3 separate regions of the Homo sapiens genome follow, and regions 2 and 3 are each linked to region 1. Evidence: chromatin loops called from intact Hi-C (ENCODE). Cell type or tissue: Calu3. All regions are shown on one strand.

Region 1 (5,000 bases):
TCACTGTGATATCCAGGTATCTAAGAGTATAGTTTTTTACTATAAACAAACAGACAAACCAAGAAATATTAAAATCACCCCTTTACGAGAAACTTCAGTCATGAAATAGTTTTGAGGATTGTTCAGACTAATTATCTTTATAATGTAGGTCGTTACTTTTGTGGCCTGGCAGCATTCCTAATCTGGACAGGTGTTCAGAGTTCATGCATTTCAGTGTGAATGCTCATTTATAATAGACACAGCACAGGGAAAGTAAACTTCTACTGTTTTCCCTTACTGTCAGAACTGTTAAGCAATTAGAAATTCAAGGCATTCATTTAGTTGAGAATAGTGTTTTTATCCTTAATTCAATTTCCCTGATTTTATAGTGTATATAAATCACAAAGTATTTACATATAGTTTAAAAAAATATATTTTGCATCTTAACAAATGCACTTTTAAGGCTCTAATCACCAAAAAGCAGCTGAAACTCAATCAGGTTTCAAGGAAGTCATATAATCAGAGTCCCAAGATTAAAAGAAAAAAAATTGTAATTTCTTTACAGTTTTAAAATTTTGAAATGACAGGTAGACAATTACATATTTACATTTTAGCTTATAATAACTTCTTTAGCAGAATATATGGTTTAGAAAAAGAATCTCCAATGCCTGATTATCTCTTCTACTATATATTTTTTAACAAACTTTTCAGTTACACCAAAAATTAATATTTGCCTCAATGTTCAGAAATAATGCTTTTCTCAAGAAAATTAATTTAAAAAGAGGGTATATATAACTCCACCAAACTAAACTATAACAAATATCTCCAGAAAGAGATAAAAGTTTTATTTTATCTAAAACATTTTAGTAATGTAAGAATTCTTCATTTTAAAGACTATGAAGAAAATTAACTCATGTGACAAGCTCAAAATTAACATTATTTACACAAAGAAACAAATCTTCTGTTTTACCATCAAGATGATAAAGAAAAATGATAACAAAATTAGAAATGGTAGATACTGTGTTAACCAGAGAAAGAAAAAAAAGAGCTTATCTTAGGCAAGCCTCTTTATATGTTCAGTACTATTTTAAAAAGGAGCCTCCTTCAAACTTATATTTGAAATCTCCATCTTAAATATAATATTGATAGGAAGGTATGGATGAAGAAAAAGGGAAAAAAATTCCCTTCAGCTGAATATCGGATATTCTAGAGTTTCTCTGCCATATCATCCTGCTCTCTGGTGGTGAACAGCATTGCTCAGTAGTTGATAACATGAAATTTTCTAAGGGCAAAAAAAAAAAACAAAAAAAAAGTGTGTGTCCCAGATCAGTTGCACACATCTCAATATTTGATTTGTATTTTAATTTAATACAAATGTATTAAGAATGTAGCTGTTTGCATTGTCTAGAAGGGTTTTCTTCTAAACTCTTCCAGATTACATGTTGCTATATTTCAATATGTTTATAAAGAATATAGATACTAATACATTTTCGACATTAAATAACTCTGATGCTTAAACAGTATCCAGCTATTAGAAAAACTATTTGAAAAAGGATCTGAGTAAACCCCTTAAAGATGTAACTTTGCTTTTACCTGCCCCCACAAAATGGATATATTAAATAGAAGATATATCTGTTTTCTTTAAATTTAAAGTTTCTGTATTTGATACCTAGATTGATTCTTTCCATTTCCATTTAATTTTATTAATTGTATAGTTTTAAATAATGTCTATAAACTGCATCAAATAGAAAGCCTTTTGAGGATCATTACTGTGTAGATAGGCAGGTAGTTTAAAGTCTCTGATATTCCTTACAAAATTCTGTCAAGGCAACAGACATGTGTTCTGTTAAACAGATCTACTTCAGAATCATTATAAGTTGGTGAATATCTTAAACAATTACAAGAGGTCATTTCTTTAGTACCATAATCTTATGAAAGGGAAGCTTTAAAATCATCCCTGAATGAGACGGTCCTTTGTTTCACTTAATTTAATCAAAATACTCTATATTTCTTCTTCAAGAATAAAATGAAGCACTTGTTCAATCTTGAAATTTTTAGATTATTTGAAAGCAAAGTTGTTATCTCTTAAAAGCCCCTACATTTATGAGTGAGGCATTAATGCACAGTATAAATAAATAAATACACTTACCTGGAATTAAAGTTCAGAGCTGAAAATGCTTGAGAAAGTTGCAATAGATGGAAAAGAAACGGAAACAGTACCACTCGTTACCATCGGCTCAGGCTTTTTGACTTTACAAGTGGTAGCAACACCAGTCCTGGCCCAGTACTCTCATGTTATGTAACATCTTATTAATATTAGCCATCAAACTGCTACCAAGCTGGTGAGGCACTAGAGGGCAAGAGTGTCACATGCAAGACCCGTCGCCAAGGGACCGGCTTTGGTACCACTTCGGGGGAAGACAGATGCTAACTAAGCTGATGAATAACAGGATGCCCGAATACAACAGCAAACTTGTAACGTTCCTCAAAGAATATTTTACATGTCAATTTTCTGACTAGCGGAAGAGTTAACAGGTTAATAAATATGAGCAAGCAAATAACCACACCATGAAAAACTTTTAGGATTATATTTACAAACCCACAGTCACTCAAGAGGCTGTTTGTTTTTTTCTTTCCATTGTCTAAATAAACTTATTTAAAACAGGAGAAAAAAGCTGGTTAAATAAAACGAGTGTCGGTTTCAGGACTCCCTCATTCCAAGCCGCGAGAAACTTGTCTGGTCGAGATGCCGCCTCTGGAGTCCGCATTCCAAGGCGCCCGGATCGGGTTTCTGGGCGAGGAGACCGGCCCCGTCCTCCATGGAGATTACCTGGGGCTGCAGCCGTCCGCGGGCTCCTCCTTCCCTCGGGTCTTCGGCCTCAGCCGCTCCCCAGGGCCCCTCGTCCGGGTGGCGCTTGGGTGCTACGCGGTGCCCGGGGTCCGGCGGGGGCGACAAGCGGGCGACCTCTCCCCTCCGCGCCCGGGATCTGCGCGGACACAGCTGGTGGCGACTTCGGCCGCTCAGGCTGCGGCTGCGGGGCGAGCGCAGCGGGTGCGCCGGGGACTCCTGCGCTGGAGAACCACGGCCCTGGGACCCGCCCGGCCGCGCCTCCGCCGCCCTCGCCACCGCCTCCCGGGCGGGAGCCGCCGCCTCCCAGCTCCCGGCCCGCGCGCGCCCGCCCCGGGGAAGGGGAGGGAGCGGGAGCTGAGGACGGGAGCCGCCTCCATCGACCGGGCTCCCGCCCGGACCGGCCCTGAGGATCTGGCTGCCCGGGCCTCGACAAGGAGACCCCGGGGGTTCCGCCCCGGCCTGCCAGTTCCGACCGCCCCTCCCGGCGGGTTGGCGGCGGCCGCCAAGGATGAAACGTCTTGTGCGGCCAGGGAAAGGGGTGCGAGTCCCCGAGGCGACGCTGGAAGGGTGGGGCGCACCCGCGCGGTCCCTTCCTGTGGTGCTCCTGCCGTTGGCACTGGACCAGGGCGGCTGCGAGGCTGCAAGAGTTTCCTCTGTTCGCCAGTTTTTTTCAAATGCCATGTGTTTCAGCTCCTGAAGACAAGTGGAAGGCCAGCAACTGAAGAGATATTTTGGATTCAAGGTGTGAGGTTACCCTCTCCAGAACTATAGTTTGATTAGAAGTGTGAATCGAATGATATATATTTTTAAAAATTTCATTTGGTTCCACTAACATGTGAATTGTATTAAGTGGGGTCTACTAATGATACTTTGTATTGGCCATTTGTGGTTTTGCTTCCCAGCACTCACTCTTGTTGAAACAGTACTCCTGTTCATTTTGGAAGATCCAACCACTTGATCTCACCCCGCAGCCCATTTGCTTTAGGTGATGTCAGCCGCTGCTGACTCACTGGTAGACCCACAGCTCAGGTCTGGCCAGTGATGGCTTTCTGTCCTGGTAGCATGGGTAGGTATGTAACCCAGGTCTGGCCAATCAGAGAGAAAAACAGAAAAAAACCACCATTCTGGGACTTTTTTTTTTCCTTCCTCTCTTAAGAAAGTGGACTCTCTTCTACTGGACTTTGCATAATGAAGATGTGAGCTTAGAGCTTGAAGTCTGAAAATAAAGCTGATACTCAGGAAGGCAGAACTGAGAGTTGGAGAAAAGTGAAACCCAGATGGAGATTTTCGAGCTTGGAATCGAGCTGTAGCTGAAATAAGTTCTATCTCTGGATATTTTCATTCATAAACAAATACATTCACTTTTTTTTTTGATTCGGAGTCGCGCTCTGTCGCCCAGGCTGGAGTGCAGTGGCGTGATCTCAGCTCACTGCAAGCTACGTCTCCCGGGTTCCCACCATTCTCCTGCCTCAGCCTCCCGAGTAGCTGGGACTATAGGAGCCCGCCACCAGGCCCGGATAATTTTTTGTATTTTGGTAGAGACGGGGTTTCACCGTGTAAGCCAGGATGGTCTCGATTTACTGACCTCGAGATCCGCCCACCTCGGCATCCCAAAGTGCTGGGATTACAGACTTGAGCCACCGCGACTGGCCACATTCACTTTTGTCTTAAGGCAGCTTGGACTGCATTTGCTGTCCCTTGAAACTGAAAGAGACACAAACGATGATACAGTAATTAAATATTCTGGTTGTTTATTAACTTTATCAGGGTATTTGGATTCGTAGTTCAAGACCTTCAATTAGAACCCAATGTCCTGAAAGGGTTAGTTGGAATTGTGTTTTAAAATCAGGAAGTTATATATCCTTTTTGTTCTATGTGATGGAGGGGTTACAGATGTGACTGAACCAATTGCTCCTTCTGGAAGCCCACAAAAATGTCAGGATGCTAGAATTCTTTGGCCAAGTAACATGTATTAGATTGGTTTTATTTATTTTTTAGTTGGAGTGTTCCCTGGAAGTCTTGTGCCTTTTAAGAATTTTAAGAACCCACATTTATTTTTCTATGTACTCCTTACCCAAGAGAGAGCCTGCTCTGTCTTCCGAGCAGCCATGCATTCATCATTTTAGTAATCAAAAAAATTATTGAACACCTACTAAATGGCTCTGGGAAT
Region 2 (5,000 bases), 190 kb before region 1:
TTCTAAGTAACTTTGAGCTTTCCAGCTGTGCTTCAAAGGGATAGGGATCTGGCCAAAATACTACTATCTAAAGAGACAGCAGATACGTCTCAGCTGCCGTCAAAGGTTGATAAATGTATATCTAAAAATGTAACTTTATAGACTATGATGCTAGAAAGTCCTAAGTTTTAGCAAAAGGGAATAATGAGGGTGAATTACTACCTTAGGGATTCTGCTTTTGGTCTATAATATTTAACACCAACATCCACTGCACAAGTCCTATTTAGAACACCCTTCATTTTAAGAACAAAGTATATATTATGTAGAAAAGGAGGAAGAATTACAGTACCCTTTAATATTATTTCAGGAATGGGCAAACAGTACCACTTTTTTATTTCTAGTCAATTAATACCATAGGTATGTGAAGTTAAATAAGACTTCTGCTTATTTTTAATAAGCAACAGATGTTAAGACTAAAGTGAGAGTATTCTTTTTGGCTGTTCTTCTGAAAAAAAAAACAAAAAAACAGTTTAAAACTTGTCACCTGAAATAATGATTTCAGTTTAAAAGTAAGGTTGAATTAGCAGGAAAATTGCATGTCTTTCCATTGGCTAACATTTGGTGATGTTTCGTGGTGGTTAAAATGAAAAGATGCTTGTTAAAACAACGGAAAAGTAATATGCAGTCATAAGTCCACAACCACCAACTTTAACCTGCTAAATATGCAGTTATGTCTCTTGGAGTCATCTGTGTGTGCTCAGGAGGTAATTAACTTACGGTTGAAAGCTGAATGCATTGAGTATAAAGTTCAGAGTTAACAACTTCAATCTGTGGTAAAAAGTTACTGAGTTCTACTTCTGATGATTGTTATTGTTTTACCATCAGCTCTGTCTGTAACTCTAGTAGCGTTTAGAACAGTGATTAAGAAGTACAGCTTTTGGAACCAGATGGCCTACAACTGATTCCTGCTCTGCAACACACTAGCTGTGTGACCTTGCTTAATTGACTTAGCCTTTCTGTGCTTCAGTTTCTTCATCTGTAAAATGCAAATCATAACTGTACCTACCACTTAAGGTAGTTGTGAGGATTAAATGAGTTAACACATGTCAAGTGCCCCGTCTGACATATAATAAGCAATATGTAATTATTTGCCAAGATTATTATTTTTCACAGATCATGGAGTGGACAATTTAAATTCAAAGTTGTTCCTGCAATTCTATGATACATAAGAGTCTATGCTTTGAAATCTAGGTTACCCCCAGAGTCATCTGAATATGCTGTATTCATGTGGTATTTATCTTAAGAAGCTCAGTGATTTTCCCATGAAATGCTTTCCCCCATATTAATCCCCAATTAATACTTTTGAAAGCTGTCCACATTCAGTGGCTGTTGGCTGTTGGTGTACCTCGTGGTTCAGAAGGCAGATGTCAGTTCTGAACTCTTCTCAGAGATCCTTTAATATGGTTTAGTCATTAGAGATATGGGGATGTGTTCAAAGGCTACCTGTCTAACAAACGACCTGTTTACCATCTTCTACTCTTCCAGCCTATTGCAACCTGTAGATTTATCTCTCACTCCTGATTGAAGACGTTATATTCATTGAATCTGTCACTGAACTTTCCGAATCCCATAATTTCCAATGTGCAAGGGAACAGGGAATTGGGTGCAATATGTAGCAATGATATACAACTACAGTTTAGGAAGGAGTAGTTTCTCAAATTTACTAACATTTCCAAAATGCAGGTTTTTTCAGGTGCCTTCACTTTTCAAATTTGGGATATCTCACAGAATTATGTTCCTGGAATTAACTGGTTATATCAATTATTTAATTAATTTTACCTGCCAGAGAGGGTCTTTCTGATCAGGAAACAGCTCAAAATACTTGTGGGCCAGTTGTACTGGAGGCAGAGTCTGAAGTCGCAGGTTGGTCCAGCTCTTCACAAAGTTGGCCAGATTAACAAATGTATATAATCCCAGTCGGTCATTCCCATAGTTGGACAAATGGGTCATGAAAATGCTGATCTGAAAAAAGCAAATGAACTTCAGTGTAAATAACATTTATTTTGACACTAGAGGGCAGTATAATCACAGCCATGCTAGTTTTTTTCCTTAAGTAGTCTGCACAGGGTTTCAGTTGATGGCGTGTTTTTGGATTTGGGACATGTCCCTCAAACCCTCATTATATTAATACATACTGGAGGATGTGTTATCAGCAAGACTTGAGCATTTTTTCCCTGAAATTTTCTTATATTTCATAACAAAAAAATACATTCAACATCAATAGCTGCTGTATACCCATGTTGGTGCAATAAGACTGATGCTGAATAACAACCTGTATATTTCTCAAGCCCTTTTTCACATTCCTTAGTTCCATTATTCCCAATATAAAACATCTCCTTTAAGAAAAATCTTTAATGCTTGGCTAGATAAAATTGACTCTTCCTATGGAAGCACCTGACCTAGATTGAATCCATGCATTGAAAGACAATCACAGAAAGTGCAGGAAACTTTTTATAATAAAATAAATTTGAACTCTGCAGGTTAGACTGCATTGGTCTGGGATGTAGACGTAGAATGGGTATTTGTAGCTTTAAGTGAATGCAGATAATTTTTGCTGGTTAGTGTTGACAAATGAATTCTTCTGCATGAGATTTTTAATGGCAAAGAAAGCCATTGTGACGTTTATGCTGCTATAAAAAAGATCATAAAATAATTCATGTGATAATAGTACTTTCCTAAAATATATAATGTCATGTGAATGAATAGTAACAATGGTTTACTATAATCATAATAATGAATTTAATAGGTCATTCATTAAGAGGCTGAAAGAAATATTCAAGAAAATTCATTGAGGTAATGTGACAGAGATGAGAGAAAAAGTTATGTTAATATTTAACACAATAAATAAGAAAAATGTAATTACTTAACAACTATGAATAAGAGGAAGTAGTAATATCCTATGGAACAAATCCTGCAGGCTTTTACATAAAAAGCTTCATTGTGATCAAGAATATTTGCATTTCTATTCACTCTGCCTGAACATATATTAAATCTTTGAACTTTTACAAATAAATTATTTTGTGAGTGATTTAAAATAGCTGTCTGTACCAGCAGACCAATGCAGTCATGGAATTGGGAACTAAGCCTTTTACCATTTTGGGTCTTTCTTAAAAAATGAGACTTTAAAACTTAAATCTTCTGGTTATTTTTTAATAGCAACTTCAATTCTGTGACTTAAATTTCCTCTTTTTCTCCTGTAAAATTTATCAGAACATTAGGTGATTGAGAAACTTATGAAAATCATTCTTAAATTTGGAAGTTTTTTTCTAATGTCGTTGGAGGTGGTCTTTACTCATTTGTTTTACATGCCACATTTTTCAGTGTAGCTTAATAAGGTAGAAAAATGATACTTCTGGTCACCTTTCTCCTAAAAATTTTTTTAAATACAATTTTAAAAATGTGTATTTTTAACCTGGTTAGTAAGTTCAAATTTCTTGCTTTATTTTTATGAAAGATTTGTCAGTAAGTCTATATGTGTCATATTTCACTTGAATAATATCTGCATGGGACAGAAAATGGGAAATAGAGATACTATATAACCTCATGATACTAATACATTCGAAATCCCTTTGAATTCACTTTTTAACCTCAGAAAACATTTTATTCTGACAATTAAAGCAGAGAGCTACTCTCTACCTGCATGACTATGGAAAGTAAAAAAATGCTACTCTTTCTGATAAAGACAGATGGAACCCAAAATGAGTTATGAGCTAGTAAAGAACATTGCTTTTCATGAAACTGAACCTGATTTGGAAGAATTAAGGTGATACTTATAAGGTGTTGAACTTAGTCCTGTAAAAGAAAACCTACTTAGCCTCCAAGCGTGGAACTTTTCCCAAATGTTCAATTCTATTTTTATATTCCCACTTTAATATAATGCAAGGTGCACCATAAGCTAAAGGACGGTTTAATGTTTTTGTAACGCATGTCACCTTATGACCCTTTTAGACTCTGTACTCAAGCCTGAGATTTGTTTTGTGCCCCTGAAGGCCATAAGGGAGTATAATTTGTCAGGCATAATACATTTCAATTTCTTTTTGAACTTTTTTTTTTCATGAATCACAATATTTTCTATAGACATGGAATATTGCATATCTTTTGCTGAACATGTAACCTCTCTTTCTTTGTTACTTTTTTCTTAGGAAGGTATGCACATTAAGGAACATAATTGACAAAAACAGATATATAACAAGAATGTTTTGGTTAAAAAGTTAGCTTGCTTTCTAGACAGTCTTTCTTCCTTACCTGTGTACTGACCTATGACATTTATAATGTCATTTCACTTCTTGGCAATTCCTCACCTGACAACAATTTCTGTACAGCATAGAAAGAAACAAAGAAAAGGCTTGAAAAGGCTGCTAGTTCAGGAGAAGCAGATATTAGTCTTTTCCTAAAGATGATACTTTTACAATTTTAAGAGTGCTTCAGGACTGAGGTTTTATTTTTGTTTTTTTTTTTTTAGATGGAAAATTGATCAAAATAAATTATTTTTATTATACTTGTAGATTCCAATGAGATGGAAAGTGTCAATAGAAGTGACAATTGCATTTATAAAACAATTTTTGCTATAAACACACTATGAGTAATTAGTTGTCACCAAAAGGACTGTTTAGCTGCTTAAAACTCACATCATTTGAAACTGCCAAAGGCATAATGTTTATATGATTAACAACTGAAACAATTCTTTCTAGTCTGTGAGATATAGATGTGTATAGCCAGATGGTTATCTGTGAATTTTTTTCTGTAAAAAGGGAAAAGGTAAATGTCAAATACCACATACATTAGTCTTTATGAGAGAGGAAACAGATACTGTTTGTCAAAGTGTAACTAAGAGAAAAGTGTGGGAAGCTTTATCTATACTTTCTAGCATCAACCCTGTGAATCCACTAAGCTCTAGGTATGGGGGATGCATGGCTCATTACCAAGAATAAAAAGCAAAATACAGGTCCTGGTGCAAACGC
Region 3 (5,000 bases), 1.7 Mb after region 1:
CACCGGCTCCAGGGATAGTCATTTCTAAGGGGTAGAACCACCAGGGGGCTCATCACACTTGCAAAAACCAAGAGCGTACCACCTCCCAGTTATGTGAGTGTCTGGGCAATGTGGGGAGAACAGTGGCACGTACATAAGACCACCCCCATGTACAACAGCCAGTCCAGTTCACTGGTAAGACCACCCTGTGTACCCACAGACTCATAAACTCCCAGGGGGCACAAAGTCCATCAGAGCCTGACCGTGGTGGGGCTGCTTGCTATACCATACCTTCAGTGTGGTGACATGTGTTATGTTTGCACAGGTCGTAAGGGGCATCCATCCCACAGTGGCGGTACCCTAATGCTGTTCTATGCACCATGTTGCTTGGGTCAGGGGTACTACATGTTCCCCCACTAGCCAGTCCCACCCATCATAAACACTATGGGCCAGCCAGGAGGTGGGTGTACCATGGGTCTTGCAGTGTCCTTTGTCCAAGGCTAGCCATGTTGCGTTCCAGGCATCGGTCATGGGACCCCAAATCTCCAGCCATGTTCAGTTCTCTGCAGACCCTGAATGTATGTGCTGAGGCAAGCCATCTGCAGCTGCTGCTGGAAGGGCAATGCAGATCCAACTGTTGGAAACATTGGTTACCTCAGTGTAGTCGAGGGCCCAGCCCACAATGCAATCGGAGCATGTTAACCAATGGTCAAAATGACAGAGCAGGCACAGGTACTAACAGAGGTAAATCACATCCCTCAGGCAAAATACAGGCTAACCTTTCATCCTGGATAAGAATGCAGCCACCAAAGGTTTCTGCACTGGGCGATGGTAGCACATTTTCTCGGCTCCCCATGATTACTTTGGGTCCTGTATATATGCCAAAGTCACAGGAAAGCTCATAATAGGACATGCAGACAGTACATATGTCCCCTGGAGAAGGGTTCCCCCCCGACTGTTCCCCTATGAACAGTCAACTGTGAGGGACATGTATTGAACACCCAAGGAGTTTCATGCAAGTCATACTGTAGGCCCTCTACCCAGGGAGCTTTGATGGCCAGCTACCAGGAGTGGGGGGCTTTGGTCCATGTGGTCCATGGTCACAGCCAAGTTTTCTGTTCTCTTGCCTACCATTCATCTCCACACCTGGTTGTGGGAGGTCATCCTTCCTCCCATAAGTTTTGCCACATAGCTTGGCCCCACATGGACCAGTGACCAAGTGGCCACTTCTGTATTTTCCAGGTAGGTAACCACAAGGTTAAGCCTCAAGAGACCACCCAGCTATTGGTACAGATTGTCATAGGTGTCACCTCCTTAGTGATCACCATCCACACTGATCTAACTTCAGCCCATTGGCTACTTTGCCCATACTCAGTTTCAAACCGTATGGTGTCAATATTAGGTTGGACTGCAACAGTTTTCCAGGAAGCAGTAGTATCTTGGCTAGACCCATCTGTGTACCATGACCCACTGGCAATAGGGGGGCTCCCTTCCTTAAATGGTGCTGGCTTGGGGTCTAGGGGTGCCTCAGGCCCCATGGCCTTATCTTGCATTAGGACTACAGGTCCCAAGACCTCTTGCAGCTCTGCTTCTAAGGGACTCATACTCAGAGTACTCCGCTGCTCAAAGTACGTGTCCCACTTTGCTAAGGTGGATGTCTGCGCTGTCCCAGTCCAAGGGGTCATTGCCCATGAATGCACCCATCCCACTATAGAGTATGTTGTCCGCATGACAACTGTAGCCTATCTTGTCATGCTCTCATGAGGCTGAAGGGCGGCATATACAGCTGCTGTTTCTCTGTCAAGAAATACCGGAGCTCAGCTGCTTTCCAAAGTTGGGACCAAAAATCTACTGGCATTCTAAAGGGCTCCGTGCACTGCGAGGGGCCCCAGCCAAAACCATCTGTGGTCACATGCACATGCAGCTCAAATGGGTGCCCCTGGTCAACTTCCTGTAGGGCTTGTGCCTGCTGAATAGCCCAGCTGGCTGCTAGGAAGGAGGTCCCAGCCGCACCATTCCAATCCCAGGAAAGAGGAGCATTGCCATTTCTAAATCTGCAAAATAATCAGAAGTTAACATAATATCACCCATGACATATAGAGACCATGACATATAGTGAGGCTATGCATATAGCCCTGCGGCAACACTGTGAAAGTCCATTGTCATCGTTCCATGAAGGAAAGCTATTTCTGGCTCTCTAGAGCAATGTCAATTGAGAAGAATGCATTGGCCACTATGTGGCCACTATTGTTCCACTATAGTGGTACTGTTCCAATTTCATCATAAAGTGGTCCATCAAGTCCGTGATAAATGGGTCAGCTGCCAAGCCATGTAGAATGTCCACCCATAGAATGTATCTGTGCTAGTGTCTACCAGTGCCAGCACTTGCCGTATGTTGGTGGGGGACAAGTGGATTGCTAATTTCACATGTGGCCTCCAGTCGTCCGGTGTTTTTCTAAGCTGGTCACCTTGGCCAGTTCCTTAATCAAATAGAAAAAGCTCTACACCCGCGCCCAGCTGCAGCAAATAATCTTTGAACTGGAACTCCCGGGAGGGACCTGGTCATGCAGCATTACCCTTCTCCTGAATGACTTGCACCAAGTCTGTATACGACTGCCATCTACTGACAGTTTTGAGTATTTCACCGGCATCGTTCACAGTTCCTGTGGTTGCCCATAGCCTCTCAGTCAGGGTGTGGTCACCTTGCCCTTGTTCCAGCCAGCTACTTACTTGCAGCCACTGACGAAAGAAGGGATGAGTTGTGATAGAGGCCAGCTTTTCCATCTCAGAGGTGGAACAGCATATACAATCTGCCCCCTCGTTTCACAGACAAAGCATCCAGGTGGGCAGGGGTTTCCTGGACGCTGGTAACACTGTTTCTTTAATTCCCACACCTCCCCGCGGGACCCCTTAGGGACTAAGCAGGCAATTCCTGCAGCACAGTCACAAATGCCCAACCAACTGCTGGCAAAGGCTGGCTCCTTCTCGATGCTCTGTGCTTCCAGCTGCTTCAGTGCCTTCTCCATGCTTGTGGGGGACCCACCTACCACCACCCAGGTTTCCACCAGAGCCCATCCAAGCAGCACAGATGCTTGTAAGCACAGCCTATCCAAGTACCACAATCCATGTTGTGGCCACATGGCTGACCTGGAATCAACAGGGGCCAAAGGCTCACTCACTTTGGCATCCTGTCGACTATGTCAAGTGTCACACCAAGTGTCAGATTCCAACCCAAGCTGAGGACCGAAGGGAGTGGGTAGACAAGTGGCAGACAGCTGAAAGAACACTTGAGGAATTGTAAGAAGTTTCAACATGGCTTTGTTCTCTCTCTGGGAGCAAGCAAGCCATCCGTATGTACAGCATCAGCAGGGTAGTTATACCTTTTACAGACAATAGTGGCTCCGAGCCAAGTGCGAGGTCATGTGAGTGGTTACATAATGCGCCTCACATGGAGTGGTTACATAATGTGCAGAGTTGTGCACCTGTGCTCCAAACCTGCTGAGTCATGCCACATCAGAAGCCTGCCTTGGCCTACTCCTGACTAAAGTGCAGCCATTTCCCTTACACTGGGGAACTTTAGTGATGAAATGTTCTCCATCATTCTTTGCTTTATTTTTTTCTTTTGTAAGTTTCACATTTCCATGGAATTAGCAAAATTCATCAAATAGAACACTTAGAACTGTGTGTTTTCTTTTTTGTATACTTTGAGTTTCCATTTTAGCATTTTATTTTTTATCGTATATAAATTGCACCTGAACTTTTAAAAAAATAATAAGAATGAAATAAAGCAAGCAGAGAACCAAAAGTAAGGGGTTATAGTAACCTATTTTACTTCCCACCACAACAAAAATTAAAGGAAATTAAAAGGATTTTTTTCAGTGTTACTAGATGTGGTTTGACCTATATTTGAGTGCTCTAGATTACTGAGGTTAGGAATATTTGTACTACAATTATGTAAAAAAGTGTGTATGGAGGAGACAGAATAGCCAACCAACATTTGGATGGCATCATGTTTTAATATCTTTGTTTAATATGATTCAAAGCATCATACATAATTGCAAACAATATTCCTTTTAAGGATGAAACTATCTGCAGATATATCTGTTTTAAGCAATTAGTGCACAAACCAATGTCAATTGAGAAATTTGAAATTAGGTCAACTATTTTTGTTGCTTGATTCCAAGCAACCAATTTTACTTAATTTTACATAAATTTGTTTGCTATTTGTCACACTCTACAAACATTTGCTTTTAATTCTATTATCTAGAAGAAAAAAACTAAGAATGGGAAATATTTTTAAAAAATGAAGGCTTGCTATGATTCTACAGAAAACTCCTCTCAAATTATAGATTCTTTTTGTAAAAGAAAGTCTCAAACACAGAGTAATAATAATATAGAACTATATTTCCTATAATTCACAACTAGTTGACTTGTGCTAAGTTGTATTCTTTTCACCTTCTCTAGTATTAAAGAATTCACTTCAGGATTAATTGTCTCCTCATTCCTTCTAAGAAGTTATGTTCTGAATAAAAGTGACTGCCTGGGCAGGCTGAAAGGTGGATTTTAGAAAGCTGACTCAAGGATTCTGGGAATATTTATGAAAATATGTATTCTAACATAGGAGTTAAAAGCATTCAGAGTCTCAAAAACGTTGGTTTCTATGAAAATAATATTTTTGGTAATTTTTACAGTGATATTTCATATCCACATTACTCATTCACTGCCTGTAGAAAGATCTGAGGGTATTGCTCTTTGCAATTTATCAACAGCCCAATGTTTCTGAAGACTTACAAATAATTTATTTTTCTTTACCAATTGGTAAAGCTATAGGTGAGGAAGAATAGTCAAAAGGTATTTAGGAAAAGCACTCCCATTATATACTTAAGAGATGAAACCAATCTACTCTGAGCCAAAGAAAGCAAAAAATAAATAAATAAAAGAAACACAGAAATGTTAAGCATTTCTGCAATGACTTAACATTTTTTTAAAGTCTGAGCTTTTTCATACCCTCACATCTCAAA

The links. A loop is a pair of places that touch in the nucleus more often than their neighbours do. Peaks named below come from ENCODE experiments on the same cell type or tissue, not always from the same donor. Only the 100,000 strongest peaks of a DNase experiment are listed, where the experiment ranks them.
Region 2: it touches region 1 in a loop (3.0-fold over the local background); 8 of 110 quality-filtered maps call a loop at or near these places.
Region 3: it touches region 1 in a loop (17-fold over the local background); 4 of 110 quality-filtered maps call a loop at or near these places.

Annotation. Positions count from the first base shown.
Region 1 is chr4:118,031,721-118,036,720 of GRCh38, reverse strand. It overlaps NDST3 (N-deacetylase and N-sulfotransferase 3), which reads right to left and starts at 2,235. Exons shown (of 14, transcript NM_004784.3): 1 at 2,129-2,235. In Calu3, a CTCF peak has its summit at 2,340 (motif pointing right); DNase peaks (open chromatin) are centred at 2,360, 2,770, 3,130 and 3,420.
Region 2 is chr4:118,221,492-118,226,491 of GRCh38, reverse strand. NDST3 (N-deacetylase and N-sulfotransferase 3) reads right to left here. Exons shown (of 14, transcript NM_004784.3): 7 at 1,819-2,001. Among named protein-coding and RNA genes, the nearest start is that of SNHG8, 55 kb to the left of the region's middle. In Calu3, a CTCF peak has its summit at 2,033 (motif pointing right); no DNase peak of the experiment used is centred here.
Region 3 is chr4:116,356,385-116,361,384 of GRCh38, reverse strand. No RefSeq gene overlaps it. Among named protein-coding and RNA genes, the nearest start is that of MIR1973, 59 kb to the right of the region's middle. In Calu3, a CTCF peak has its summit at 2,580 (motif pointing left); a DNase peak (open chromatin) is centred at 2,604.